3 separate regions of the Mus musculus genome follow, and regions 2 and 3 are each linked to region 1. A link is a loop called in an ENCODE intact Hi-C map of the cell type or tissue named here. Cell type or tissue: left cerebral cortex. All regions are shown on one strand. Links, peaks and the distances in the headings refer to the core of each region. The heading gives the core; the rest is flanking DNA.

Evidence for each region. Peaks named below come from ENCODE experiments on the same cell type or tissue, not always from the same donor. Only the 100,000 strongest peaks of a DNase experiment are listed, where the experiment ranks them.
Region 2: it touches region 1 in a loop (4-fold over the local background); 4 of 42 quality-filtered maps call a loop at or near these places.
Region 3: a loop joins it to region 1, with 2.6 times the contacts of the local background. A loop is called at or near these places in 4 of 42 quality-filtered maps.

The regions. Positions count from the first base shown.
Region 1 is chr8:23,902,610-23,913,152 of GRCm38, forward strand. All of the region lies in intron 4 of Zmat4 (zinc finger, matrin type 4), which reads left to right. Among named protein-coding and RNA genes, the nearest start is that of Gm51564, 140 kb to the right of the region's middle. In left cerebral cortex, for the core only: no CTCF peak of the experiment used is centred there; DNase peaks (open chromatin) are centred at 4,796, 5,130, 7,151 and 8,671; H3K27ac peaks cover 7,437 bases.
Region 2 is chr8:24,221,818-24,232,360 of GRCm38, forward strand. No RefSeq gene overlaps it. Among named protein-coding and RNA genes, the nearest start is that of Gm30633, 160 kb to the right of the region's middle. In left cerebral cortex, for the core only: no CTCF peak of the experiment used is centred there; DNase peaks (open chromatin) are centred at 6,065 and 6,507; H3K27ac peaks cover 2,037 bases.
Region 3 is chr8:23,786,791-23,797,333 of GRCm38, forward strand. All of the region lies in intron 2 of Zmat4 (zinc finger, matrin type 4), which reads left to right. Among named protein-coding and RNA genes, the nearest start is that of Zmat4, 120 kb to the left of the region's middle. In left cerebral cortex, for the core only: no CTCF peak of the experiment used is centred there; DNase peaks (open chromatin) are centred at 5,753, 8,033 and 8,902; H3K27ac peaks cover 1,862 bases.

The sequences.
Region 1 (10,543 bases), core at 1,707-9,706:
AGCACGAATAAACCATAGTCTTCATAGCCACTTTAGTTTGGAGATAAGTGTGGATTTGTGGCATTCCTGCCATTGTTACTGGGAAGTTGTGATTCTAACCTATTAACTTTCTTCAGTAACTTAAATATTGATCACAGATTAGCTGATCTTCTAAATGTTTAACTAAACAACGTCTTTGGAGGTTTAACCAAATTATGAAACTAAGATTTTTTTTTTTTTTTTTTTTTTTTTTTTTTTTTTTTTTTTTTTTTTAGTAATTTAGCAATGCTGGAACTGTTTGGACAAGATTTACATTGTGATGAAGATGTTATTGTGCTGGGTTATAATCCCAAGAAGTTAGGGGATATTTTTCATTATGTCTCCTCTTGCAGTGCAATTAAAATTTAGTAGTGCATTTTATCTTGCTGTCTAATGAATCGTGCATAAATCGTGGGTGTAATTATTTTTAAATGGTATTTGGGAAACGAGAGAGCGTCTGAAACAACGCTTGGTTTTGACTTTGCTGGCTTACTTCTTCAGCTAATTGCTTAACAACTAGCAAGGAGTCTTTTCACACCATTTCTCAACTGAGTTTGAGTACAGGATAATGTTTTCTTGGAGGTGGATGTGACATTCAGGTGTAGAATCGTTTTGTCTGGAAATGAGTGCAGCTTATTTTGGAAGCCCTGCATGATGTGGCATTGAACAAGGGGCACTCTGTTGAGACGCTTGTTCTCTGAAAGGCTGAAGTACTAACCTTGTGACCTACGCATCGTCAGATCTCTTAAAATAGACACCTCAAAGAGAGAGTCACTGGAAAATTTCTATCTTTTCTTTCTGTGAATGAGTAACTAGCTCATCTGTTCTCTTTGCTTATGCAGAAGACTGCTGTTAAATTTCATCTGGAACTCAGGGTATTTGGAGGTAGTGCTGCGAGGAGAGAGGCTGTATCTTTGTTATCACATTGGCTCGCAAATGGGAAAATGATTATTTATGTATCAAAAACTATCCCATGCCAAAAATAGTTCTTTATGGTTTTGTATCCATCTTCAGGAATTTAAATAATACAGGAACTAGGACATAGATCTCAAGGATAGCTTATTAACTCTCAATATATTGCAAAGACAGGAGCTGGCAAGATGGCTCAGTGGCTAAACTTACTAGCAAACCTGAGAACCCGAGTTTGACTCCTGGACCTCTGTGGTGGAAGGAAAAAAAATTTTTTTTGTGCACTTATTTTTTTTTTATTAGATATTTTCTTTTTTAAATTTCAAATGCTATCCCGAAAGTTTCCTATACCCACCCCTGCCCTACTCCCCTCCCCACCCACTCCCACTTCTTGGCCCTGGCATTCCCCTGTACTGAGGCATATAAAGTTTGCAAGACCAAGGGGCCTCTCTTCCCAATGATGGCTGACTAGGCCATCTTCTGCTATGTATGCAACTAGAGACACGAGCTCTAGGGGTACTTGTTAGTTCATATTGTTGTTCCACCTATAGGATTGCAGACCCCTTCAGCTCCTTGGGTACTTTCTCTAGCTCCTCCATTGGGGGCCCTGTGTTCCATCCTATAGATGACTGTGAGCAACCACTTCTGTATTTGCCAGGCACTGGCATAGCCTCACAAGAGACAGCTATATCTGGGTCCTTTCAGCAAAATCTTGCTGGCATATGCAATAGTGTCTGGGTTTGGTGGCTGATTATGGGATGGAGCCCCAGGTGGGGTAGTCTCTGGATGGTCCATCCTTTTGTCTTAGCTCCAAACTTTGTCTCTGTAATTCAGAAGGAAAAAAAACTTAAACTGTGTCCTCTACATAAGCACTAAGACAAGCATGCCCTCCAAAAAAATATAATAAAACATTAAAACATACACACACACACACACTAGACACATGGATACATGTATTCCAAAGACAAAATTCAGGCCCTTTAAACTGGGTTCTTGCTGTCTATGGTGCTATCTTAGCTCTTCAGGTTACAGAGATCAAGGAACCTGTTAGGCAAGACCAGAATGGGAAAGGATAAATTACACTATCAGCTTGAAGCATCTTCCACTGGGGAGCAGAGAAATCTAATTGTCATATCCTAGAATGTACTGGCTGGTTTTGTATGTCAACTTGACACAAGATGGAGTTATCACAGAGAAAGGAGCCTCCCTTGAAGAAATGCCTCCATGAGATCCAGCTATAAGGCATTTTCTCAATTATTGATCAAGTGGGGAGGGCCCATTATGGGTGGTGCCAGCCCTGGGCTGGTAGTCTTGGGTTCTATAAAAAAGCAAGCTGAGCAAGCCAGGGGAAGCAAGCCAGTAAGGAACATCTCTCCATGGCCTCTGAATCAGCTCCTGCTTCCTGACTTGCTTGAGTTCCAGTCCTGACTTAATTTGGTGATGAACAGCAGTGTGGAAGTGTAAGCTGAAGAAACTCTTTCCTCCCCAACTTGTTTCTTGGTTGTGATGTTTTGTGCAGGGATAGAAACTCTGGCTAAGACATAGACTCTTTCTCATCCATTTTCCATGATTATTATACCCTCTTATCCACCTGCTTTGAGCAGAAAGAATCTTGGAAGGTGCCAACCACAGACCAAATTGGAGTCCCAAGAAGCTAAACTGAACCTCAGGCTTGGGATTCTGCCAGCCATTGGGCACAAAAATATGTAGAAGTAGGCAATGGAAGGTGTGTCCTAAGCTAAAGGGGAGACCATGGGTGGGACAAAGGCTAGCATGTTAGTGTGGCTGCAGAAAGCTTGAGTGATCGAGGAATGTTGCCCACAGTCCTTGGCAGCAGGACTTTGGATGCAGACCAGAGGTTTGGGGAGAATCCGAAGAGATGCCCTTTAAGAGGATCACAGGTGAGTATCAGTTAGGGAGCAGGAATTGGGTTGGAGAATCAGCACAGGAAAGAGAACAGGACCCTGGTCCCAGGCTTCAGGTGTTGGGTCTAAAATACAAACCCAGTTATTGTAAGGGAAAGGACTTAGGAGCTGGAAAAGACCCAAGCCATGGCATTGAAGGTGCTTTGGATTCCTTGCCTAGCATAACATTGCCTTCCTCTGCAGGCCACAGCCTTTCCTAACAGCAACTTAGAGCGAGCTCAGTCCGGAAGCTTCCCCGTGCACATGTACACATGGGCTAGTCCTGCCTGATCAGCTTAGCTGGCTTGAAATCCTATCTGTAATGAAAACAAAAGGGGGAAAACAAACAAACAAACAAACCAGACATGCAAAACCTAGTTCACTGAATGTTGATGCCAGAGAGAAGCAATACCCTGCTCAGGTATGCCTCTTATGCTGCCATATCGTGAACCACTGCCTCTCAAACTCTGGTGATTTCTGAGTGGACATATTTCATCTAATGAAGAACAATCAGGACCCGTGAATCACTGTCTCTTCCACCTGCATCTGTACTCATATCAGACATCAATTAAGCATTCCGAGGGACCTAATGCCCTTTGAGCTGCCTTCTTCAGATAAGAACATCTTTACTAGGACTTCTAAATTGCATAGCCAACCTACTGGAACACAAACCAGTTCCATGCCTTCTTGGTTTTTGTCTTAGAATCTCTGGTCTGGATATAGCTGTGAAGACAAAAGCACATGGAGGGATGCTGGACCAGAGAACTTGAGGTACAGATTCTGTCCAAGTGGGAAGGGTGATTTATGCTGCCATATAATGTCATTTGCAGTGAGACCAGAGAAACTGGGCTGTGCAAAGAGAGGCCAGAAAGCAGAAGAAGGCTGTGTCAGTTAGCTATCACTATAGCAACAGGACAAAGTTTAATTTATGGCTGGACACTCAAAACTCATACAGACAATTTTTAATAAAAAACAATGATGACTATTTTTAAAGTAAAAAAAAAAAGAAATCTATTGATATTTGAACCTTTCCATGACTCCTCCTCATATCATAAAAAAGGGAGTCTCAGGGGAATTGCAAGATTGAATGAACAGGTAATTCCCAATCTACCCTTCAGGGTCCCTTTTCTCCAGCCTGATTCTGCTGCATGCTTCTTTCTGCTTCAGAGTCACTGCCAGGCACAATTGAGAGGGTCACTGATTTGATTGATGGGCTGTGGCAGAGCCCTGGGAGGCCGGGACAGTGAAGGAGAGAGGATATGTTCATAGTGTAACCAGCATCCTGAGATTTGTCTTAGAGCAGAGTCCCAAAGGACCAAAATGATTGTGAGTGGCTGTTATTGAATCCTAAGTCCAGAGTGAGTTTGATATCTTGCAACTGAAGAGCAGTGTCTATAGTTTCCAATGTTTGCAGGGGATAGGATTGGGGCTCCTGTGTTTGAGATCCCAGATTTGGAGTTTTATTCATGACTCACTTTGCTTTTAGGTGTCTACTAGGGAGGTAAGCACTCACCAGAAGTGCCTTTTTCAGGGCATGGAGAGTGGAAAATCCTACTGTGTCATTGAAATGTCTATGCCTGATAACTTGGTGCTTTCTCACTCGCTTCTACCAGTTCCCATGAATGCGAGGGAAATGGGCTTTTTGAAGAAATTAGGGTCCAAACAGTAAGAAAATGATGTCATGAAGTCTCTTCTTGGAGGATGAATAAATGAATTGAGTCTGTTTAGTATATAAAATACATCACTCTTGAGAAAGTCTTTAAAACACTATCATAGGAAAGAGCTGTAATTGTGGAGCATGTGTTTTGTGTGCAGATGTGTGTTTGCTCATGTGCCCAAGAGCAACAGATATAACCAGAGAGTAGGCAGAACGTCAGAGTTAGGTGGGAGCTCAAGACCGGGAAGATTCTGTTGATACCCAGAGATGTTCACAGGCAGAATGCGAATGTGGGAGCTGTTGATGAGGAGTCTGCTGCTGATTCTTGGAGCTTTTCCAGTTGGGGTTCCATAAGTGGTTAGTTACTGCTTAGCTTAGATGACTTTTCAAAGCCCTCTAAATCAAACATTTCCCGACGGCTGACACATGCAGGTAGACCCACTGATAGGATGGCTGGAAAGAGCACTGACCTGGGATCCAAGGAACCAGGAGCTCGGGGAAAGTGCGACCAGAGTCAGTTTTATACTTTCTGGTTGGAACAGGAACACGTTCCTCTCCAACTTCAGTCTTCTTGTCTGTTGTTTTGTTCTACTGCTGTGCATACATTTGCATATATCTCCCTGGTCTTGCGAGGGAAGAGCTTGGTTCCCTTCCACGTCCTGAGCCTCGGATTTGTTTTGCTACTGCCTTGCCTAGAACACAAGAGCTACTGCATTTGAATCTCTTAGGACAAGACTTTCTGAGCTGTGTTTCTGTGGGCTGAGGCAGAGTCTGACACTTGGAGCTGCTGGAAAAGGGGGAACATTTTTGTTGGTAATGAAAGGAGGGACTAGGGACTAGAGGCTGGGGAGGGCTGTGGAGGGCAAAAGAGCAATCAAGGTCTGCAAAATAAGCCTTCAGAAGGCAAGAGATACAGTCAGCCAACAGGAGCTAAAGTCCTAGACTAGCAAGTGGAAGCAATAGGGAGTAGTTTTAAAGACAGAAACACAGGATAAAATAAGAAATCAGATACCAGGATTAGGACTCCAGAGAGAGTCTCTGTCTCAGGAATATAGAAGGATTTCTGTTATCAGAGAGTAAGAGCGGTAACTAAACAGATAGAAGCTTGATACCTAAGCCCAGAGACCATAGAAGAGCCATTCTTCCCCTGCCTGTGCAGCAGGGTATGCACTAAACAGGCCGGCGACATCCTTCAGGCTCTGAGCTGCATGATGGTGTCCTCCTGGCCTCCTATATAGACCATCTTCGATGCTGCTACACTGAGACTGTAGCTGTGTAATATGATTCCCAAGTGACAAGATAGATGGTATCAGGTCTGACATTGGTGGCTCCCCAGGAGCACAATACCAGGCAGCTGAGGGGAAACTAATATTATTTAAAGATATTCCCCAGGACCTGTGTAGCCAGCTTATCATAGTGGCAGGGCATCAAAGTTTCAAGTGGGATCACAGAGACTAGTTCATCAACTTTGAAACTTGAAGATTATTCAGGAGTATCCAGGTAGATCCAATACAATCACAGATGTATTCCGAAGGGAAAAAGGAAGGCAAGGGGGTCCATCTGAGTGATACAGGGGTTGGGAAGGGTCCAGCTGTCTTTGGGTGATGGCAGAGCTGGGGGAAGGTGAGAGTTCTTTTCTGGAATTGCCTGAAGAGTGTAGTCCTGACAATGTAGCTTTTAGCCAGTGAAGTTTGTTTTACATTCCTAACCCGAGGAATGGTAAAAATTACAAGTGTGTGTTCTATGGAAGCCACTAACTCTTTGGTATTTTGTCACAGGTACAGTGGGGACTAATTTTCCTAAGAAGGAGCTGACTTGTCACCCTTATGTACAATTTGCATGCTGTCGTGGGACCCACAGCTGCAGCGTAAGGGCAGCCATGACTGTGGGCAGGGCATGCTGGCAGTGCTGGAACTCCATCTTCATATGGATCTTATCCTTTGGGTAGAGTTGCTCCCCCACACCCATGCGCAGCCATGGGCGACTGGTTTCCAGGTAGTATACATGTCGCTCTCCCAAGTTTTGAAAGCTTGACATATGTGCTCTGCGTTAGCTGCCGTTCCCTTTCTCACTTTGTTGACTCACATTCTCAAATGTGATGCTCGACTTCTGAATCCCAGCTGTGCCCTGCCTGTAGCTGTTCCACACCTGAGATGCTCTTCACTCTTCCAGTATGTATCTAAGCACCTCCCATCCTGCTAAATCCTCTATCAGACTCCCCTAGTCTTTGGGAATCCTTCCTGCTTTGGGGAACCTCAGAAAATATGTTGTGGGCTTTTGCATAATTCGTGGGTAAATCTCAGTAATTATTAGTGAAGGACTTAACTTTCCTATGTTTCCCTTTCATTACTATGATGACTATATGAGCCAATAACATAATCAGAGGACACATCTGCCACATGATTATAGTACCATAAATGACTCTGTCCATTCCAGAAAGGCGGCTATTTTTACTGACTCTGTTCTGGACTTTTCTCTGGGACATATAATTCGCACACGAGCTGTTCTATTGTTGGTTGTCCAAGGTGAATCCACTGGGTTAATTTACTTTGCCAAGTTCTAAACTTGCATCATAAAGGAGTCCTATCTCCATAGCTATTCTCCCTTCTGGCTCATTCCCAGACACCAGCTTGACTGCAGTGATTTTCCAGGATAGTGAATGATAGAAAAATAGAACTTGGTGTTTGGTTCCTACATGAGAACAAGTCTGAGTGTAAAAGTGCAGGCTGATATGCAGAGTCAGAGGAACCTGGCAGAGAAGATGAGTCAAAATAGCTGAGCATGGTGTGGGGATACAGCTCAGTGATAGTGTTCTTTATATATATATAGTGTCATATATATCTACACATATATATAGTGTCATATATATATAGTATATATATATATGTATATATGTATATATATATATATCTCAACAATTGAAGAAAAAGAGTCCATGTATTTGAGAGAAAGCAACAGAAGAGATTTAGGAAGGGAAGGAGGGAAGGAAATGAAAAGGGGCAAATGATGTAATTTATAATATAAATTCAAGTATGAAAAAGTTAGGATTAAAATACTTTGGAAGAAACAAAAGAATGAAAGAGGAAATCTGAAACCTAGAAAGGCATCTTTGCAGGCAGTACCCATATTCTGCCATAAATTGAAGAGAAAGTTTAGATTGCGAGTACATAATCTGAATGGGTAGGTGATGCTCTATCTCCTATTAGAGGGTTCATTAATGCGCATGGCAAACATGTTGCTTATCTGAAACCTGCTCACCTCCTACCCTGGACATTAAGTTGGTTATGAATAGGTATAACATAGGTGTCATTCTATGGCCAGGCTACAAATGTGAGAATGAGACGTAAGCCTTTAGTGATGCTCTGGAGTTGAGTATTGCTGTTCATGGAGTGACTAATCTATCCCTCTGATGTACTGTCCTTTCGGGTTTCTGTTTCACCTGGAAGCTTTTATGAATGCATCTATCACTCCCAGAAAAGTAGATCTGGAGATCAGTGTTTTATAAAATTCCCAAATATCATTAGCCTGACAGTAATGACACTAAAGCGTGCAATAACCTTTCTTTCATTTTTGACGTTCCTGTGGTGCTGAACCTCCCTTAACATACTGGGAAATCCCTGCAGTCTAGCCCTGAGACCTGCTTAGCAGGGACCCTGGTGTTGCTTCCTCAGTCTTGCTGCCAAGCTTGCCATCGCGTTTGGTACACAGAGCAAATATCTGTTGGATGTGTAGAACTGGGAGCAAACATTAGAATAATGATAGGTGTTGAAATATTTATGGTTTCATTTTCGGGTGAATAGCCTTGGTTAAACTTCAAAGACGGTGGTGCTCACTTTCTTGACTTTACAAAAAGCTTTTCCTGAGAAAGGATGGTATAGATTAGAATCTAAGACATAACCCCAGCCTTTGGAGGCAGACCCTCTTTTAAATTCTGGGTCACCTATGCAAGTTTGCATACATTTTTATTTGTACACTAGCCTTCAAATGCATTGTAGAAGGAGGACAAGAAAACAGATGATACAGACTGAAAAGCCTGGTATAGCACTCACTGTGAGGACAGAGTGAATGCGTTGTCCTATATAAATACATGTAAGTGTATATCAGCATATATGTCAACCCCTATCATTGGTGAGTAAGGATTCACTGAAATGCTCAGGCTTTCCAGATCACCTTGTAGTTATTCCCACATATGTAGAGAACCATGAGAGATCTGAGACACCCCATGGGAAAGCTCCACCCTGAGGCTGAAGGAGGCAAGACTAACCTGCTGGTGTCAGCTGTCACAGGATTAGCAGTGTCCTCATTTTGCTTTCTATTAAGGGTGATGCCTTTTGACTATGATTTTTCCTCCACTGACTTGCCAATTATAATTTCTCAAGGGTTGTGTCGAGGAGCTGTGTAGCGTCCCTAAAGCAAGCAGGTGGAGGTATGGCAAAAACGCATGCACTAGTTCAGGTTCTCTCAAGCCTCAGTTAGAACACCGCTAGCCATGGATTCAATCTGTGCATTAAGTAATGTATCGTAAACAAACACACATCAAGATCATGCGCTGATCCATTGATCAGAATGTGACGGCAACCTCATGAGCTTCCTTTTATAGCACTAGCTTACCACTCACTGTTCCTGGTCACAATTTAAAAACTATTATGAATAATGAGAACCGACTATGTATATATCTAGCAAAAATTACCCTATATTCATTTCTAAACATTAGGCTTCAAAAAGTCTGCTCGTTACTCTGCAATGAAATAAAAAACTAACATTAAAAAAAATCCTAAATATGGTTAAACTGTGTGGAGCTGAGTAGCCCGACTGTAGCTTAATAACAGAGCCAGTAACCAAGGCTGGTAATTACAAAGCCATTATATGAGGAGAATCATATTCATGGTTTCATTGAATCTTTGTGCTTTGTCATACATAAAGCACAGTAATGTATCATTATTAGGAGCATCTTACTGAAGAAGCAGCAGAGACCTGCAAGTGAGTAACTTGTGCCGTGTATAGTCAGAATTGCAAAGCAAAAGGCGGGAGGGTTGCAGAGTCCAGGACTTAGCTCTGCTCCCAGTGGTAAGTCATGTATCATAAAATCACCTGCTGATTTTGGCTCGCTTCCAGCAGTTCAAACTCCAGGGCTCGCACTAGGCGACCAGTAGCAACACAGCCACAAGGACAGATATTTATACTTTTGCAAGGGATCATTTTTCATTTTGAGAGACAATGAGCAGGACTGGGAATTAGAACAAATCAGCTATGGCTTCTCCCACTCAGCTCCTATGTGTAAGTGTGTTGACTGAATATTTCTCTTTGCCTTTATCCCCGGGGGAAGAGGAGACAGAGCTTCAGGAGTCTTCCATGAATTTCCATGCCAGACACAGACTTGCTTATTTGAGTTCTCTGTAGAATGAATAAAGATCAGGGTATTCTAGGTCTGTTTGAAAGTTACATAAATTCAAATGTTGAATAATGTATGCACCGCAGGTTCCATCCACACCTCCTATTTGCATATGAGATTTTATAGACCATTACGGTTCTATCCTCTGATTCAGGTTCCTCAGATTGCTTGGCATCATCTCTCTCGATACCTGTTTTCATAGCTGCGTGCAAATACAAGAAATAGCTTTGTAGAATTGCAAATCATCTCATTTTCTTTTTCTGGGACCTGAAGCTTAGAGGGGTGGAATCAGCTGTCCAGGACATGCAGGTGGTTGGCAGCAGGAACACTTCTCTTCTCTTGTAGTTATCCCTTCAGAGTATCCTTTTGAAGGAGTAATCACACTGGTCAGCTCCTGGACCACTCTCTGGTCACTAAGGCTTAAATGTGTCAGCCCTGGAATGACATGAGTTGATGTCTTTTGGCCATGACTTTTGTCATGCAGGTTTGGAACAATGACTTGATCAAGTTTTCTGTCTTCTTGCATTTTTAACTAAAGATACAAGATCAATGAATTAGGGGTTTTTTAACACTTCAACTACTGTCCTTTCCCCCTTTCCCGGGCCAAACATAGAATGTAATCATCTCATATACAAATAATTCCTCTTTTGAAAATTACTCAGT
Region 2 (10,543 bases), core at 1,352-9,351, 320 kb after region 1:
TCATTCTCTAAGAAACACATGAAGCATAGATTATTGCAGTAATGTTTCAGGTAATAAAGCCAGGTTTGAGAGTGTATGACTTTCCTAACACTGCCCAGAAATTGGCCAGAGCTAAACCTGGACCCCATCCCAGCCAAGCTACACCCCATCAAATCCAAGCAATGGTTTCTTATCCCAAGACCTTAATGTCACAACGCTGACCTCACACACCTGAACTCTTTCTGGCACTTCCCTCTAGCACACTACTTTTGGACATTCTGAGTTCCTGCATTTACTGAATGGCAGTAAAGGCTGCTCAAAGTAATAGCAACAATCTCTCTTCTTCATAATAATATAGGAGGACTTAAAAATGTCAGATAGTCACCTGAACTCTAGGTCAGCCTGCGTCAATGTTTGAGCCTCAAAAAGATCCCTTAATATCTGGTTCCCATGGACAAGGAGGTACTTTTATTTTAAAAAAATAATAATAATAATTACTTTTGTTTTCTGAAACATGTTCTTACTCTGTGGGCTTGAACTTTTTAAATAATTTTAATTTAAATACTATAATTTCATTACATTATTTTTCCCCTTTCTTTCTTCCAACCCTGTCTACGTACCTCCCCTATACCCTGCTCTCTCTCAAATTCATGGCTGCTTTGTCTTTGTTCATATAATATATTTATATGAAGTAAATACATATGCATGTATTGATAAATACAACACACTCAGTCCATGTAATCTGTATATAGATGATCTCAGAGATGACAATTTGATATTAGATAACCAAATGGGATCTCTTCTCTGGGGAATACCATTTCTCATGCTAACAGCATCTCCTGAGATGATAACCAGGTAGTGTTTGTCTTTAAAGTCCCTATATGTGGTTTATTACATTTATTGACTTGGGTATGTTGAGTCATCCCTGTGTTCCCAGAATAAAAACAACTTGATTGTGATTGGATGATCTTTTGGATGTATGTGTGTGTGCTGTTTGCAAGTATGCTACTGAGCATGCTAGAATCTGTGTTAGTCAAGCAAATGCTCCTGTAGGCTTATTTTTCATTGTTTCGTCTTTACATCACTTGTGTATTAGCATGATACTGGCTTCATAAATTAACTTGGGATGTTCCTTCTACATGTACAAATCCTTTTTGGGTCTTGTGAATCTATCTGGCCCTGAATACATGTATGCATACACACACACACACACACACACACACACACACACACACACACAGAGAGAGAGAGAGAGAGAGAGAGAGAGAGAGAGAGAGAGAGAAAGTTTTTTATTACTTTCTCAATATCATTTGTTATGAGCCTGTTTTAGGCTGTTGGTCTTGATTTAATCATGGAGGTTTGATTGAATCAAGAGATTTCTCCAGGCTTTCCAATTTAATGGAGTAGATGTTTGTTTGGTTTTTTTAATGTATTCCTTTACAATATTCTTAATTTCTTTGATGTCTGTTTTAATACTTGCCTGTTCGTCTCTGATTCTGTTAATGTGGGTCTCCGTTTTCTTTTGCTTGGTTGAGCCAAGAGTCTGTTGACCCTGTTTTTATCTTCTCAAGAAACAAGACTCTTAGGTCTGTTGATTCTTTGTATTGTTTCCTTTGATTCTATTTTATCAATTTCATCTCTGGTTTTTACTTTTCCTTCCTGTCTAGTGGGTTTGGATGTGGTTTGTCCTTGGTTTCTAACTGTAGGTATTTAATGTTATATATTTCCCTCCTATAACTGCCTTTAATGAGTCCCAGAAGTAGTCTTATCATGTTGTTCTTTCATCTTGATTTAGTGATGAGATATTTATTATTCCTCTCTTGATTTTCTGATCTATTTGTCAAACAGCAATTAGTTTTTCAATCTTCATATGTGTATACTTACTAGAGATTTGTTTCCTGTCAGTTTTAAGTTTTATTGTATTAGATCAGATATAATACACAGAGTTATCTCAACCTTCCTGAATCTGATTAGATTTGCTTTGTGTCTCAGAATGTGGTGTAGTTTAGAAAAGTTTCAATTTGCTCCTGAGTAGCATGTATACATCTGGTATTTGGGTGGAACATTCTACAAATATCTTTTAAGTTCACTTAATATAGGATGTCACTCAATTCTGATAATTCTCTGAGGTTAGTTTTTGTCCAGATGACCTGTCTATTGAATAAGCAAGGGGCTGAATTCATCTATTATTAGTGGGTTGATATTGGTTTGTGTCTTTAATTCCAGTAGGACACTTTTTATGAAATTCAGTGCACCAGAGTTTGGTGCATATATATTTAGGACTGGGATATTGTCTTGGTTAATTGTTCTTTTGATTAGAATGAAATGTCTCTCTTATCTCTTCTGATTAGTTTTAATTTGAAGCCTATTATATCAGATACTAGGAGAGCAAATTATGCTTGTTTCCTGATTCCATTTGACTAGAGGGGTGTGGCCCATTCTTCCTCTTTAATATAGCACCGATCTTTAAAGTTAAGGTGGAATTTTTTTTTTTTTTTTGTAGAAAAAAGGATAGATAGATTTTGGGTTTTAACACAGTAATCTGGGCTGTTTCCTTTCATTGAAGGATTTAAACCATTCTTTATTAAATATTTAAATTAATATTTAAAGTTATTAGGAGGTGTGTGTTGATTGTAGTGATTGTATTGCTGAGTCTGGGTGATATGTTTGTTCTCAGTGGCACTTGATATTTTAATAACTATGGCTTTGTAGTTTTTTTAAAAATGCCTCTTAGAAAGAGTGGGTGCTCTCACTCTTTTCTTCAGCCTAAAATATTTCCTGTACATTCTTTAGGAATGGTCTGCTGAGTCTGATTTTTTTTTTTTTTTTTTAGGCAGTTTAGGTCATGGAAAGTAATTCTTCCTCCTTCAAATATGGCAGACAATTTTGCTGGGTACATTAGTTAAGGTTGGTCTTCTTGGTCCTTTAGAACTTGGTATTTGTCACTCCAGGCTTGTCTGGCTTTCAAAATGTCTCTTGGGACACTAGCTATTGTCATGATGGATTTTCATTTGTATATGAGCTATGTTTTCTCTCTTGCAGCTTCCAATACACTTTCTTCTTCGGTACACTTAGTGTTTTCTCTGTGATGCGATGTGATGTGATTCAGTGGTTTTCTAAGTGGTTTTGTCTATTTGGCGTTCTGTATGCTTGTCTCTACACAACTGACTTTCCTTAGTTTGGAAGAGACTTCTGTGATCGAGGTGAGGATCTCATCTGGGCCATTGACCAGGGATTCTGTGTTTTTAATACAAAATTCTGTGTTGAAAATGATCTTTTCATGCTCGTCTATGTCTCCTATGTGTTCCTTAATTGTATGTTTTTTTTTTCACAATTCTTACTTATTTTGTCTAGAAACTCTCTATTGTATCTTCTACTCCTGACATTATTTCTTAAGCTTGAGTCATTCTACGTGGAAGGTTTTACCTTGAGTTTTCTAGCTGGGTTATTGGATTTTTTTCAATTCCAGTTTCATTTTGGTTTGGGTCTTCTTCAATGTTTCTCTCTTTTTATTGAATTCTGTTTCCAAATCCTGTACTGTCTTTAGCATTTCTATCACATTTACATTTGTGTTTTCCTGGGCATGGCTCAGACATTCATTTTCTTGAAGTTCATTGAACTGTTTGTGCCTTCCTTAAACTCCTTGAATTTTTTTAAATACATTTTTAATAATTAAATTCTATGTTCTTGGGTTCATCTAGGTTTTGCTTACTGGTGAACATTTCTACAGGACTGTTGAATTGGAGGCAGGTCAGGGAGAAGGTAGGGAGAAAGTGCCTTGAGCTTTCTTATTGTTTGTATTTTTGCAATAAGATCTGGGCATGGGGAGTTATTTTGGTTAGTATATGTCTGATATACAGAGCAGGTAGGGATGCACGGGTCTAGTTAAGCCTAAAGGTTGGATATGGTTCATGTAGAATGCAGCCAGATAGACATAGATGTCTTGGATGGCATATAGTTTGTAAGTTCTGGTCTATGTCTGGAGTATGGGAATATGGTAAGGAGGGTCCTAGAAGAAACCTAGATAATTGGAGATAATATAACCTGGGAGGGTGAAATTTGTCTGGATCCCTGGATGCGGGACTCAGGCTAGATTTGCTGGCTTAGGGAAGGTACATGGAAGAGAATATCATCAGGTAGACTTACTTGGCTAGACTATGTCAAAGGATGTTTAAAGCCTAGCTAGGCAGACCGGATGGGTGTAGCCAGGGAGAACCCTCTAGGTAAGGGCAGGCAAGGAGGGTCCCGACAGAATCCAGTCTTGACTTATTAATCCTATTGTCTCAGCCTCCCAAATGCTAGGACTACAAATGTACCACCACACGCAGGAAGACATCCCATCTTCTAGGAGTCAAAAACATCCTAACTTGCTTACAGGGAATTTATCTTTCTTTCAGCGGCTACATCACCTAGTCACAGAAGTGAGACCAAAGGCAACCTAAACAGGTGTGACTTTCTTTTAATATTTAATATTGGCAAAGGCATGCCATTACTTTGTTATGGCTTGTTACATCACAAAACAATTCTGGTACAACAAGGAGAGGACTACACAGACTGTAATTACTACTACTACCAAGAGACAGGAAGCATGGGAACATCTCAAATCTGGCTACCAGCAGGAGATGTTCATAGATGCTTATTCACATCCTAAGACTAGATACACTACTGGAGAAGAAACGGTGACTGCCAGTCCATCCGAAGAAAGACACACAGGTACCATGGACAAAGATGTTCTGCATGGAAGGTCCTGCAGGGAACAGTGGGCATGTATCTAAACAATGTTGAAATCCAGATAACCTTACTGCTGTAGAGAAAGGCAGTCACGAAGGTCGTGAAGACTGCCCTTGCAGACTTTTTCTCCTGATAGATAAGAATCTCCAGCTAAAAAACACAAGAAAATCAAGAAGAGGGAAGACCAACGGGTGGATACTTCATTCCTCTGTAGAATAGGGAGCAAAATACCCATGAAAGGAGTTACAGAGACAAAGTTTGGAGCTAAGACAAAAGGATGGACTATCCAGAGACCACCCTACCCAGGGATCTATCCCATAATCTGGATAGCATTTGAAATGTATATAAAGAAAATATCTAATAAAAAAGTTTAAAAACAACAAAAAAACAAAAAACAAACAATAAAAACAAAACTAAAAAACAAAACAAAACAAAACAAAAAGTCTCCAGCTAAAATGATGAGCAAGAATCAGCAATAAGCCTGCCGTCTTGCTACAAGGTAACAACAAAGAGAAGTCTCGCATGTGGTTCTCCATAGTCAGGCATTAATTAAACAGACATCTATTGACAAATCGGCATAAAATAGTCCACATATCTTCTGTGGTGAGGTGACAGGTTCAAGCCTTCTGCCTTTCTTAAAGACCATCACCCATCCCTGTACAGACTCAGCCTTAAGACTGGTAGCCAGTGTCCTATGATATGGCTTTTACCAGTAGAACTGGTTACTCCAGAATAGAAATATTGGACTCTGCTGGCCAGAATGTGGACAGCAGTTAATGATTCCGAGATCAAACCTCAAGTGCCGTCCCTGGAGAAAGTGTTACAGATGATCAGATGTTCAACCAGAAATGAGATTATTTTTCCCCCCTCTGTGGTAGTACAGTCATGTCTCATGTTTTAATTCCAGTCATTTCATCTAATGAGAACTCATATTTAATATTCATCATGCTAATTTCTAAAGCCTCTGATGTTGAGGGGGATAAAGGCAGCTGGATCACTTGTATTATTCATGTGTTAATATGACTCTGTACTTTTAAAGCAGTTAGCCCAGTGCCTGGGATAAAGTAAACAACACGAGCTTGTTCTGCTGAAATGGAAAGAGTAAAGACCTCTGAAGCCAGACTGCCTGGACGTGACTTCCAGAGCAACAGAACAGAAAGCCCTAGAATATATGTTTGCTCACACACAGGGTAAAAGCACAAAGCTTAGACTGGCATGATTTCAAATGAATCACAGTCCACGGAGGTCTGAACAGTCTCCACAAGGTAACAAAGACCAGATGGGGTGAGATGCATTTCAACAAAAGCCACTGGAGAGAGGAGGCAAGAGTTGCCCTCCTTTCTCAAATGTGTGGCCATGTAGGTGGGCAGGAAATATGGGGTGAGATGCATTTCAACAAAAGCCACTGGAGAGAGGAGGCAAGAGTTGCCCTCATTTCTCAAATGTGTGGCCATGTAGGTGGGCAGGAAATATGGGGTCTGATGTGTTATCAGCACTATTTGAGTGGCATAATTACCTCGGAATACCACAGTGTAGTACCCCATCCCAAGGCTGTGCACTTTACCAGTTTGAGATTCCCATGCCCCCATGCCCAACCTTATGCTATCATCTTTCTATGGAGTTTAAAATGAGAGGTCTTGTTTACCTTCCCCAAGCCCTTGGTACTTGTTTCCTGACAACCCCCCATTGTCCCACCTCTATGATGGCTGGCATGTCTCCTCTGCCCAGTGACAGCAGCTGTGTCTAAAACCACCCATCTGCTGTCTTCCTGGGGCTCTGCCATATTCTGCTTCGTGCCCACTTGCAAGTGTGTGGTGTCTCTATTTAGAAACATTCTGCCTACCCTGGTTATTCTTGGCTACTTATCAGCATGGGATCCATTGGCTTTCAGTGGGACTGCAGAACTGCTCTGATCTGAGCATGCCATAGTCTGTTGGCTGGACCAGTGTGGGCCAATGTTGTGCAAATGAGACTCAAAAGTGGAGTCTCTAACTCATGATGAATTTCCCATTGGAGTGGGCTATGGGCTGGTGTGTGTGTGTGTGGGGGGGGGAGTCAGGACAGAGGGAAAAGCAGCCAGCAGAATGGAAGCACATATGAGATTACAAGCACATCCAGATGACTTTTAAATTGACATAAGATCTGCACAGCATAAATGCTACAGTTTCAAAGTCTTTCTCTGAACATGAGCACAAAGTGTGTTTGTGATGCTGTGTGACTTTTTCTAGGTGTAGAGTCATCCGTGAGCCCTAAATAAAGCCCCATACTCAATCAGCCTCAATCCAGGGCTCAGAAGCTATCACTCCTCACCATGATTCTATGAATTTACCTAAGGTGGATATTTAACATAACTGTAACTCTACAATTTGAGATTTCTGGGTCTGACTTCTTTAACTGAACATCACATCTTTAAAAAAACAAAAACAAAACCCAAAGCAAACCAACAAACAAAACACATACCTAGGGGATTGGAGAGATGGCTCAGCGGTTAAGAGCACTGACTGCTTTTCTAAGGGACCTGGGTTCAATTCCCAGCACCCACACGGCAGCTCACAATTGTCTGTAACTCCAGTTTCAGAGGATCTGACATTCTCACACCAACATATATGTAGGCAAAACACCGATGCATATAACATAAAAATAAATTATAAAAATATCCATTCCTGCTACAGTTCGCAGGAAAAGGTCATTCCCTTTTAATTGATATTATCTCTGCATTTTTGTTGGTACCATACTATGACACATGTATGAATATGCAATGATTGTATCAAAGAAATTGGCATTTACAGCTCCTTCCTGAGAACTTCCAAACCATCCCCCCTGAAGTTACATTGAAATAAATAATAAGCTTTTTGAGGTTATAGTTACCCTCCTGTGCCATGCACACTACAGCTAAGCCCCTGTCCAGTTGCATTTTGCTACCTGCTACCCAAATTCTAGTATCCGTTCTGTGTAATGACTGTATTTCTTCGGACTGTATAATCACTAGCTGGATGCTGGATAATACAGTGGTTCTATTTTCATTCCCTAAGGAGCTTCTACATGGCCCTTGATAACGGCTGTGCTAATTACATTTCCCCAACAGTGTGCCGAGGTCTTTCTCGCACGTTTTCGCCAAAATTATTAATTTTTTTCGTCTTTTTTATGGCTGTCATTCTGGCCATGGTGAAATAATATTTCATTATGCTCTTGATTTGCATTTCCCTAATAATTAGTGATGTTAGTTTTGTTCACGTACTTGTTGGCCAAGCTAACTGCCTTCTTTTAAGCAGTGGTGAGCCAGTGAGATGGCTCAGCAGGTAAATGGGCTTGCCACCAAGCCTGATGCCCTGAGGTCTAGCCATAGGCTCCAGAGGTGGAAGGGGGAGGCCAAGACCTACAAGTTGCGCACCAACGTCCATGTATGCATTGTGGTGCATTTGCCCACACACGCATGCATTTGCATGCATGAGAGGTAATCATTAAAAAAAAAAAAAAACAGTCTGTCCATGACTTTTGTGTGATTTTTAATGAGACTTTTAGCCTGGTGAGCTGTTTGAGTTGTTCTAGGTACTAACTCTTCATCGAGTATGTGCTTTGCAAATGCTTTTTCCCATTCTATAGTCTGTTTCGTCAATCTGTCTCGGGTCTGGTTCCTTCTCTATATGAATACCTGGTTTATGGCATTGTTTATTGAAGACATTAGCTTTTCTGCAATGTAAATTTTATAGCATTCTAGAAAATCAGTTGTTTGTAAGTATATCGATTAATTTATGCTAGCCACATGCTGATCTATTACTGTGTCTTTATAACGTATTTTGAAAGTAAGATGCTGTGAGAGCCACAGGTTTATACTTTTTTCTCTGGATTTTTGGGGGTCCTCCAAGTCCTTTGTAGTTCAAAATAAATAATTCTTCCCCCTCAATCTGTGCATGTGTTCTTGTGTGTGTATGTGTGTTTGTGTGTGTATATGCGTGTATGTGTTTGTGTGCATGCATGTGTGTGTATGTTTTTAGATACAAGTGTATGTGTGATATTCATTTCATATATATAATAAAGTTACTAAGAAAGAAATGAGAAATTAAAAATATATAAAATATCTGCGAATAAACCTGAAAGACCTCTATAAGGAAATTGTTTCAGATACAAAAAAAGGAAAGAAATTATATACATATACTAAAGGACATATATTTATGATATATACAATGCACTAGCAACTCAATAAGAGAAAAGCCAATGGCCTAAATCTCAAGAGTTGGGGGATTACCACGCCATCCTCCTTAGCGATGGGTAGAGGAGACGTGCTGCCACCGTCAGAATCAGGATGCTACTGAGGCTTCAGATGGTAGCTAGGAAAGATTGTAGCTAGGACAAAACGAAAGCTGGTAACCAACAAAGACAAATCCTCCAATGGGAAAGTAGGTTCAAGTAGCAGAGACCAGACCGAGGTCAGCAATGTGACCAGCTTAGCTGGAACTTGGGTGGAAGAGAGCATGTATGAATAATAACGAGGAAAGGGATGATCTCTGGGGGAAAACAATGTCTTAGGTATTATATCAGACTAAGACAGGGACACTCAAACTCCTGGATCTTGCGAGCTTACAAATCTGGTCTCCAGCCAGATGATTTTGTCTCTGGGAGAAGCACGTATAGTGAGTGTGCCTGATAGGTTTCTGCTGGGACTGCTTCTTGGGTTTTCTGGGTTATATTAACAGAATGTGATCTTCCCAGGGCGAATAGAGCAGTAAAGAAATGTAGTTCAGCAATGTGGATGTCTCCTGTGCCCTGGAAGAAGTGGTCTGGTGGAGGGCCTAGCAAGCTCTGGGTTCAGTTGAAGTTCTACCTCTCAGCAATGGTAGGTCCAAGAGTACCAGGACTCAGAGTTTCTTTCCCTTCTATTGCTATAAAATTAGAACAAGGGGTGCTCTTGAGGGATGGGATTAGCTTTTCTTGTTTCTTGAGTTTGGAAGTCAAGAAATGGAAGTGCAGAGAGAATGTCCCTGCCCTATCCCTAAACACTCTCCACGGGGTTTCCAGCTTCTTAACTCAGAGGTCTCTAGACAGAGGTTGCATAAGACAATCACCCTGCCCTCCTTTGCTCTGTGGCTGATGTAGAGAAGGCTGTGCTGATTGTGGACAATGTCCTGGGGGCTGTTCCCTGCATTAAAAAGTAACGCTGTGGGAGGAAGCCAAACCCAGAGTACATTTACACATCTTTCCAATAGACTGAGACTAATGGCCCATTCTTCTCCAAAGAGTCTAAACAGAAAAGAAAACCCTGAAGGAAAGGGAAAAGGTTAGATTAGGCATTGTGGAACATCTTCCTCTTAAGAGAGAACAAGAAATCTGTTCATATTCTTGAAGCAAATTATTTGAGTTTTCAGGTTCCCAGAGGGTCTGGTCACCTCCACTGTAAGACAAATGTAATGTGCCCAGGAACTAGGAGAGGGTAGGCTCTTCCGGAAGACGTAAGGAATGCTAATAACCTTTGGCGACACTGAGTTACACACTTGTGGGAAGATGGGAGCACTTGTCCTTATTTTGAAGACTCCACGTCCTCTCCACCACCCCCTGCCGCTGCTTGACCCTCTTTTTGCCGAACTCATCTGTCTGCTGCTCTTGAGCCATGAAATTATTTGTCATTTCTCTCTAGTGAGCTGTTAATGGAGAGCACTAGAATTCAATTTAAGAGTGGGAGTTAACGCTTAATACTGTTGTTGATGATGGATTATCGGATTGTAAGGAGCATCCACGTAGTAACTTTTTTAGTGTTATAAACTAACAAAAAGAAATGGTCTTGGTAACACATTAAATGCAGAGGCCAAACACGTTCCTGAGGAAATAGCCTCTTCAG
Region 3 (10,543 bases), core at 1,541-9,540, 120 kb before region 1:
GTACCATGAAACCTTTTTTCTTTTTCTTGGTATCGGAGCTGGGCCCTAGAACTTAGCACTAATGGTGGGCAGGCCCCCAACCCTGGCATACTTTAGTGACATAGTGTTTTTTTGTGTATAAAACTAGCTCAACTCTGTCTGTATGTAGAGGTGTGGTAGTGAGCACCAGGGGAAAGAGACCGGGTACCACTTTTTTTCTTGTTCTTATACACTGGTAAGCTCTCCTCATAAAAGTTGCCAGCCTCTCTTTGTGGATTATCAATGTTATCTACGTGTATAAGTTGTTTTAATAATAACACAAACATAATTTTTTATTGTTTTAATTTAAAATACGATTACATTCATCTTCCCCTTTCTTTCCTCCGACTCCTCCCATTTTCCTTTCTCAAAATCATGGCTTCGTCTCTTCCAGCTTTTTTTTTTTTTTTTTTTTTTTTGGTTTATATATTTAGTCCCTAAAGATATAAAAACATAATCCTGCTGAGTCCATTTAGTTTTATTTATATGGATATGATTTCAGGGCTGAACACTTGGCATTAGATAGACAGTTTGGGCACTCATCCCCAGAGACAGGTATTTCTCCTTCTCCCTGTTAAAAAAAAAATTAAATGTAGTTACATTTCAAGTGTAGGCAAGTAATGTGTCTTTTAAAATATAATTTTCTGAAGGATGAATAATTTCCCTGACAAGGAGCTATTGTGTTTTATCCATATATATTGTTTAAAGTGGAGTCCACCCAAGTTTTATCCTGTCATCTGATCCACCTGCTTACTTAAACAGTTAGCGGGCATTTATAGAAAACTGCTCTGTGAAGAATATTTAAAAGTGCATATGGAAATGGATCAGGTCTACTAAAATAAAGAGGAACTAAAGATCTAGTAAGAACAGAATTCAGTTTGGGAGTACTTACACAGTGCATCATAGCTTGAAATTACAGGGTAAAAGGAGACTTTAATATGAAAATGTTATATGGAGTGAAGAGGCCATCGGACAGGGAAGAGGCCATCAGACAGGTTGAGCAGCACATGTGAGCCCACTCATTCTGCAGATCTCTTTTTGGTTATTGGAATAGCTTGTAGCTCACCGCCATACAGGGCAAATACTCTTAATTACAGGGTAATTTCCATAGACTGGACTTCACTCAAACGTGTCTTCTGCTTATGGCTACAGAAGGGTTTATTTGGGAGGTGGTATTTTTATGCATTGTTAAGGTTTCCCTGTAATCCAGCTATGAACGTTCTCAAGGAAACCAAGAGTCCCTGGAAGGTCACAGTGCAGGTCTGGATGGTGTTAGACTAAGCTTTAGAGCTTTCAGATTTCAGAGGATCTGGGGGGCTTTGTTTCTTCAAACGGCCCTGGCCTCTTTTCCTTTAATCATTGATCCTCTCTAGCATTAACTGCTCTGTAAGGGGTTTAGCAGAGAGTATCATTTTCATGACCCCCCCCCCCCCCATAGCAAAAGAAAGGCAGGCCTAGATGGGCCTGTTTGTCTACTTCTCTTCTGACTGCTCAGAATAAACAGACATCATGGAAATCCATTTATCTCCAGACACTCCACAGGGGAAAAAAATCCTTTCTCCATGTCTTGGTAGTGATTTAATTTTTTTAAATTGCAAGACTTTGATTTAAAATTGTAATGCGCCGATGTAGTCGCTTGCGCTTGCAGTCAGCAGTTTGGATTCTGTACAAATATCTTTATACAATTATGGTACAGAATACCCCTCTATCCTTGGTCTTCTCCAATCCAAATGCATGTGCCCTGATAGAGCACATGCTAATACATGACTCATGAAGGACAAACATTTCTTATATCAAATGGTTTAAATGGTGATATTTCAGAAAAAAAAAATTAACAAAACCAAAGTAACCTAATTCTAGGAATTCTGAGACCACATTTTAAAGGATGGATCGATTTCTGCGTACAAAAGGAGTCTGAAAGAACACGTAGTTTAGATAGATGGCATATGCATCTCTCAGCTGGCCTGGGGGAGCAAGACAAAACAGACTGGAGGACTTGGGAGACACACTTCCTTGCAGCTTGGAAGCCAGAAGTCTGTCATCAAGGTGCCAGTGTGACTGTTTCCAGTTCTGCTAAGGGATATGACTAGCCTTCGGAGAGAGAGGAAGAGGGGAGAAGGGGAGAGCGGGTGAGGGGGTGGACCTACAAGAGTGTTGGTCACAGAGACAGAGGTCATAGTGACTCTATCTTGTATGTGCATCTTGTATGTGTATACCCTGTATGGCTCTCTCCCTTCTTCATGCTTCATGGCAGAGTCCATTTTCTTCAGAGCTTAGGCTTTGAGCACAGTTTCCTATCAGGGCACACGCTGCTAAAGGTCCTGGGTGTTGCTCTCTGACTCACAGTGCAACATGTGGGTTTGGAGACAGCAAACAGTGGGTTGGAGACAGCTGGCACTTTCTGCTTCCATACAGAGGGATGAGACTCAGTCAAGACTATCCGGGCACTAAGTCACCACTTTTGCAATGAATTGAGAAAACTGTGGATTTTCCCTCCTTAACTATGGAATGATTTTTGTCTAAGAAATTTAGAAAAATCAAGGACATAAGAAAGTTCAAATCACTTGCAATTAGACCAGCAGTTTTCAACCTGTGGGTCATGACTCCTTTGGGGGTTTCATATCAGATACCCCACATATCAGATATTTATGCAACAATTTACAACAATATTAAAATACAGCTATGAGCCGGGTGTGGTGGCGCACGCCTTTAATCCCAGCACTCGGGAGGCAGAGGCAGGCGGATTTCTGAGTTTGAGGCCAGCCTGGTCTACAGAGTGAGTTCCAGGACAGCCAGGGCTACACAGAGAAACCCTGTCTCAAAAAAAAAAAAAAAATTACAGCTATGAAGTAGCTTTGATGGTGGGGGATCGCCACACGAGGAACAGAATTAAAAATTTTGGAGCATTAGGAAGGTTGAAAGTTGCTGAATTAGACAAGCTAAATCCCGCAATACATTTTTCCTAGACTTATATCACAGATATGAACATGCATACATGTATTCTAGTATTTTTGTTTATGAACGTGATATCCTTCATGTTCTTGTTTAAAACTGCCATTTTCTTGTTATTACTCTGTCTATATTGTCTAGCGTTCCGTTTGCTAATGACTGTAGTCATCTGTCATACAATGTTTTATAATATTTGACTTTGTATTTAGGGCACTTGACTCAGTCTTTGATCGTCGCCTTCATAAATCAGATTCTGTATGGGTCTTTAATTGATTCTTGAAGTAAATTCATAGAAGTAAGACAGTTAACTGCATTAAGCTTTACTTTCTTGATGCTTATTGTCCAATTTCCCCAGCAAGGTGCTATGGACTAGCCTACCTCCGTGCTGAATATCGATGTTAGTTTTACTGCCAAAATGGATTATGTGTAATTGAGGAATCAGCACCACTTTGATGGAAGAAAAAAAAATAAACCTTTTTTTAATTTAAAAATTGTCAGGTTGCATTTGGATGAATTTCTTAAGTGCCTTTGGTTATTCGTGTTTCTAAAATTTTATTTATATCTTTTGTCTAGTCTAATATTGCCTTTTCTGTATGAATTAGTGATGCAATATATTCCGTCAAAGGCCTGTCGCAAATACTGCTGTGTGCTGGCTGGTTTTCTTGTAACACAAGCTAGACTCATTTTGGAGGAGAAAAATTGAAAATATTATCCCCCACCAGATTGGTCTTTGAGAAAGCATGTAGGATATTTTCTTGGTTGATTGATGTGGGAGGGTCCAGGTCATTGCTGGTAGTGCCATCCTTGGTCATGTGCTCCTGGGTGTTATAGGTTAAGCAGGCTGAGCAAACCATGGAGGGCAAGCAAGAAGCTGCCTTTCTCCATGATAGCCTCTGCACCAGCCTCCCAGTTCTTCCCTGAAGTTTCTGCCCTGACTTCTTTAGATGATGAACTACAAGCTGTGACATGAGATAATCTTTTCCTCCACAGGCTGTTTGGGTCATTGTGTTTACTGCAGCAGTAGAACCCTTGACTGAGGCTCTTGCTTTGAGCAGTGCTTCTCGGGGGCATGTCCCTCACTACATCACTTCATGTTTGTCACTCTTGCTTCTTTTGCTTGGCTGATTAAAAATGTTCTGACTCAAGGTTGATCAGGTCCAGCTGGTTTCATTACATTTGAGGGCCTTTAATTTCACTTCATCTGTTTACATCTTGTATCAATGCAGCTGTAATGTATGAGTTCTGGTCTTGTGAATGTAAGTTTCTATTTCAATGCCCACCAGCCTCCCCCCCTCCCCAACCTCTGTGGGTCTTACTTCATTCTAGCCTGCCTTGTCCTGATTTCTGGTTCTACCTCAGAGTACTGGAATTATAAGCCCGATGTCACACCTAAGTCCCCATTCGCTACTTGAACCCATTTTTCTTTAACACACATTTTGTTTCTCTTAACTTCTGCAAAGATCTGTGGTATGTTTTCTACTCTTGAATGCTGTGAAAGACCTTCAAGTTATGTGATGGCATTTTTAATTTCCTTCCTTTATTAACTCAGACAGTATCATCTCAATCAGGTGTCTGGTTTCGTTTCTCAGGTTATACCCTTGGTTTATGTTTTTCTCTCTTTCATCAACTGACACAGCGTGTACACCATTTACGACTTATTTCTATTTGTCCTTGTACATACTTGGAAAATAATTGTTTGACCTCTCCTCTGATGATCTGCTAAAAGCCATCCTTGGACTGTGGGTGGGGCTCAGGCAATTGACTGCTTGGCACAAGCAAAGCCCTGGGTTCCATCCCCAGCAGCACGGGAACTTTCCTTCACACCATATGGTAGTTTGCTGTGTGCCACTCACCCCTGGCATGCCAGAGGCCATAAAGGTCTACTACATGCTTCTGTATGTGCATCAGCTAGGCTACTGGGATTCGTTCAGGATCTTCCAGTCCAGTTTCAGTTCTAGGAGTACCTGCAGACCCTATCAGTAGCTCAGAGCCCATGATGGGGACCTGTAAGGAGGGTCTAGGCATCTCTGGCCTTTTCTGAGACAGCAAAGCCTTCCTTCAGGCTTTCCTCTTCCTGCTTATCTGACCCAACATGCACACTTACTCAGTGTAGGAAGGTTCTGGGCCCAGCTTACTTATATGGTAAGAGCAGAAGCTACAGACATCTAGGAGGTGACTATTCTCTTAGCAGTCTGTAACTCTTGTGGTTTTCCTGGACACATGCAGGTCCCAGAAGTCATGAGTCCTGAAATGGGATCTGTGGTGGTTTGAATATGCTTGGTCCAAGGAGTGGCACTATTAGGAGGTATAGCCTTGATAGAGGAATTGTCTCATTATGGGCATGGGCTTTGAGACACTTTCCTAGCTACCTGGAAGCCAGTCTTAACTGCCTTCAGAACAAGAGGTGAAACTCTCAGCTCCTCTTGTACCATGCATTCCTAGATGCTGCCATACTCCGGCCTTGATGATAATGGACTGAACCTCTGAACCTGTAAGCCAGCCCCAATTAAATATTGCCCTTATAAGAGTGGCCTGGGTCAAGGTGTCTGTTCACAGTAGTAAAACCCCTAAGATGGGTTCCTACCGGGACAGCATTTCTTTCATGCTTTGGAGGGAATCCCTGTCTCCCACTGGACAACAATTCTCTAAACCCCAGTGAGTTAGACTCTTGATGTTTGTTGTCTCAAAATATCTCAGAGATGGCGGCCTGTGAGAATCACAGTTCTATAATTATCAGTCCATTCTAGGCTCTGTTTCTTTGCTGTTCTTGGCTCTCTTCGGGTGGTTTCTGGAGGAGGTTTAGTTAGATGGCTATGTCGGAACAAGATGGTGAAAGACTTATCTTGGAAATCAAGAATGGATCATGATGATTATTTAAGATCGCACCTCTCCTGCCAGCCTCAAAACTGAGATCTGAGGATGAAATGAGACGATGAACGTGGGAATTCTTTGAAGGCTGCTTGAGGAATTATGCAAATACAAACGTGCTTTGTGACCGCCACATCTTGTAAGAGGAGAAGCCAGTACCCTCATTGGTAATGAGCTTGAGTTAGGCTTTTAAAAAGAGGAATGTGCAATTGTGAAAAATGATTATTTGGGTGAAGAACAGATCAATTTCAGTTCCCATGATCTTCTTGCTTCTGCCCAGCAATCTGAAATAGGGCTTTGCATTATTCTTTGTTCCCCCAGCGCATTTCTGCTTTATATAGCTTCTCTGTGTGTCAAGAGATTGTTTCGGCTAAAGAAACTAATCTTCAGATGGGTCTGACTCAACAGAATGCCCAGGGCAGGGCAAAGGCTTTATTTAAAGTTGAAGAGTTGGTGATTTCCCTAGACCATTGGGGAAGCTTGAATGCGTATGCTTTCAGTGAAAGTCAAGTCTTTTGGATGAAGCCTCTCGGGAGGCAGTTATGCTAGGCTCCTGTCTGCAAGTATAACAGAGTATCATCAATAGTGTCATGTCTTACATGGGATGTGTTTTGAAGTTGGGCCAGCCATTGGCTGGCCATTCCCTTAATCTTTTATCCCTGCACATCTTGTAAGTAGAACAAGTTTTGGTTGAAGGTTTTACCGGTGACTTGAGACCCACTCCAAACACCAGGCTGTGTTCCCTGAGTCTTGTGGAAGAGTGGGGGATAGAATTGAGCAAGTTGGATGGGTCAAGGATACCATAAGACCTACAGAGTCAACTAATCTGAGCCCATGGGGCCTCACAGAAACTGAACCACAGAGAAAAGAGCATTCAGGGGTTGACCCTAGGCCCCCTACATGTTTGGAGCAGATATGTAGCTTGGTCTTATAATGGGTTCCCTAACAATTGGAGGGGAGGCTGTCTCTGACTCTGTTACCTGCTGTTGGCTCCACTTTCCCATAAATGGATTATCTAATTGGGTTTCAGTGGGAGAGGATGCGTTTAGGCCTATGGCGACTAGATGTCACAGGGTAGGGTGGCACTCCAAGGGGCTTCCCTTTCTTCTCAGAGAAGGGGAGGGGTAATGGGGGGGAGAGATTGCAAGAATAGGACTGGGAGGAGAAGAGGGATGGGGCCCTGAGATAGGGATGTAGAGTGAATATATAAATAAGTAAGTAAGTAAATAAAAGAATGTAAAAGATTTTGCTTTAAATACAAATATAAAAGCAGGAGAGACCCTGTTACTTCCTGCTCATTTTTTTCTTTCTTCAAGTGAGCGTCCTTTTCTCTCTCCTGAAACTTCACCAACTAAACCCTGAAGTATTGTTTTCTCCTGGAAGCTAACTCCACTTGGTAGCGACTCTGTCACTTTTACACCTTTGAAAGGCAGTGCACATTGTCGGTAATGAGAAATCTTGACAACGTGTAAGAATCTGTTGTCGTTGTGTCTGTTTGTAACAGAGGGTCCAGTTCTGCTGATGTGGACACACTGACCCCTCTCCTCAGTGTCTTGTCCATACATGGAATCTGAAAATTTACCACACAGTGGATATCCCAATTGCATTGTTCTTACCAAAAGAAAGTTTAAAGCGTGAGTGGGTTGAGAAGGCTCATCTAGTATCAAGTATCCCAATGAAAAAAATACATTTGAATTTTCAGTGTTGGTGAGGGCCAATTATACCAGTGCACAGTGTGAGCACTTCAGAGCAATGGTGGCTTTCACCAGATGTAATCATTCAGATAAAAAGTGAACTTAAAGCAGAGTACTATGATGTGAGCCACTGCCATGCTCATGTGGTATTACAGGCGGTTTGTTAAAGAGATAATAGTAATAATAATAATAACCCATACTCCATTTTATCTAACAGATATTTTTCCTATTCATCACTTTCTGGTAGCACTTGTGGCCATCGCGAAGTTTAGCTTTGTGCTTGGTAGTTTTTATTTTATATTTCTTACATGGCAAATGAGCTTCTGGTTTCTCCATTCTGCATAAGGCCATTCTACTGCTGCTTTAACAAGACTGCTATTGTTGACCAAGCCTTTCTGTCCCATTTTTTTTGAAAGTAGGTAATGCTAAAATGAACATCTTTGTTACAATTTAATTTTAACTTTCTGTGGGAAGTTCACTTGCTGGAATAAGTGGAGTGACATTACGGTGCCAAACTTAAAGGGCTTTCTGGAAGGTAGTGGGGTAGAGGAGTCAGTCGGAGGCACCCAGCTAGGTGCTCCAGAGTCTTTGGATGGGGATGTGGGGACAGCCAGGATTCATGGAGATGTCACAGCATGCTGAAGGCTTAAGAACAAAGCGTTGGTATCCTTTCCCATGGTCAATCCTACTGAGAGGGCTGGCTGCCACTTTTCTTGAGGTTCAGCTGTGGCTAGAGGTGTGAGATCTGACTCTGGCAGTTGGAGACAGTGGTGCAATGGGTCCAAGAAAAGGGTGGGCACTCATGAAGGAGACACTAAGGTATCTTCACTTCTACCCGGAGGCCATCATGGTTTCCATGGTGGTGCAAGGCTTTGGTCATAGCCCCAGGAATAGCTGTGCCTGCTCTGGGTAAATAGGACCTCAGAACCTGAAGGGGACTATCTGGTGTACAGTCCTAGAAATTGCTAAGAAGCCTCAAATCCCAATCTCTTTCCTCACAAATAGATTCAGAGAAAGGATTGTCATTTCTTCTCCGTTTGTTTTTCTTTTCTCTTCTTTTCTTTTGTCTCTTTTCCCCTCCCCTCCCCTCCCCTCCCCTCTTCTCTTCTCTTCTTTTCTTTTCTTTTCTTTTCTTTTCTTTGTGTTGTTGTCAATTAGTTTTGTTAAACTGCAATTAAGTAACTTGGTGAACTTTGCCTTTGACCAAGAGTCTTCTCAAGAGAAACAACACACTTCAGGGAAAGGGAGAAAGGGGGTTAGAGGCAGGCCCCTGGGAGAGTTCAAACTTCCTCATCACCCTGGGTGTGCTGGTGATACTGGAGCTGGGGAATTGGACACCTGCTTCGGTCTGTGTGAACATGAACAATTACTCCCAGTCTGTTTTTCAGGCACCATATGTGGCTTCCACCTACACAAGCTCTGTGTTCTGAAGAATTAAGTGTTTCTTTTTTATTCTTCTGCCTGAGGCTGTACTTTGAGTAATACCACCATCCCTTATCTTTACCCCCTCCATGGTTAAAAAAAAAAAAACGTATGTAGATTTTAGTAATCAATATTTTATACACACACACAGTATGAGTTTGTACCATGTCATTCTCAAACATATTACAGAACTTGAGTGATGTTCTTGGGTCATCTAGCATGTCATCATAGGCCCCTAGTTTGCTGTCCTATCAAATTTCCAGTCAAGAAAACACTTCAGACAACCTTAATTCGGATGTACTTTGGCACATGGTGATGACCACAGTGTGTTTTCCGGCCACACCGAGGTACTTAAACATTTGTAAAATTCCTCATGCTCACAAACGCACTTGAAGGCCTTGAAAGTGTCCAGGGACTGTTTGGAAGTGTGCTCTGCTTGTTCTGGGCAGGATAATGGAATTAAGAAGTGATGAATGAGAAAGGCTGGCAGGAAGGATTTATAGTGCACGCTGTAAACAAAACACAACTCGCCGGCTTTTCTCCGAAAATCGCTCTGCCTTCTTAGCTAATCCATAAAAGTGAGCCATCATCCGCTAGGCTGGCTTGCGCTTGACTGTGGATGAAGATGGAGTGGAGGAGACAGAGGGCCCCAGAAGGAGGTGATCTCCATGCCAACGGGAAGGGAAAGGGAGTTGGAATGAGAGTGTGGTGGGTTAGGAGCTGGTGCTGTCAATGGGGAGGGAAGCAGGACTGTGGAGATCACAGCATTCTGTGGGAAATCATCTCACGCAGGTCTCCTAACAGCCACAGTAGCGTTGTGCTCATTTTGTGTGAGCAGAACACCTAACTCATGTAGACTCAGAGTCCACTCCAGCTGATGACTAGCCTGATATCATGCAGCAAGCCGGTGGGAGAGCCAGGGTTTGCTCTCAACTTTAGGAACACTTGCTGACTGTATGCTCTTCTTCCTTGCTTTGGGGAGAACATAAAAATTAGAATTCCAATATTCTTTCAAGTGGTAGAGATCAGCCCCGGGTGTGTGTGTATGTGTGTGTCTGTGCAAGTGCATGTGTGTGATATGATCACAGAACTAGGGGAAATTGAACTAATATGCAATTCATTTTTCATTGTAGGCCTTGGAGAGGTCAAGGTCTCATAGACCATTCCCATCCACCTGAGGCTATTTGCTTGTAGGGCACTTGGGCTTTGACAAGTTTCTAGGCTTTGTAAAGCCAGATACCCTAGGATTCTTTATGCCCCAAGTCTGAGCACAGGAGAGAAGTGAGATAGAACATCCCGGTACTCCTTCCATTACAGTTGATCCTTACGTAATTTAGTTTGCTTATCTGTCTTACTTTTGAGGACAACTAAATGCACGGCATAAAAAGAGCTGATTTGTATTATCCTGAAATGGTACCGGCTTGCTGAACTTACCATAATTAATCTACCTGAAGCTGACTTCCATGGAATTTTCAGGAGCACAAGAAAGTATTTTCTACCAAAAATAACGTGCCTTTGTGGTCATTGTCTGCATTTCTATGTACTCCTCACAAGTCGGCTGTTCTTTTTATGGCACCTCCTTGTGTTTTTTC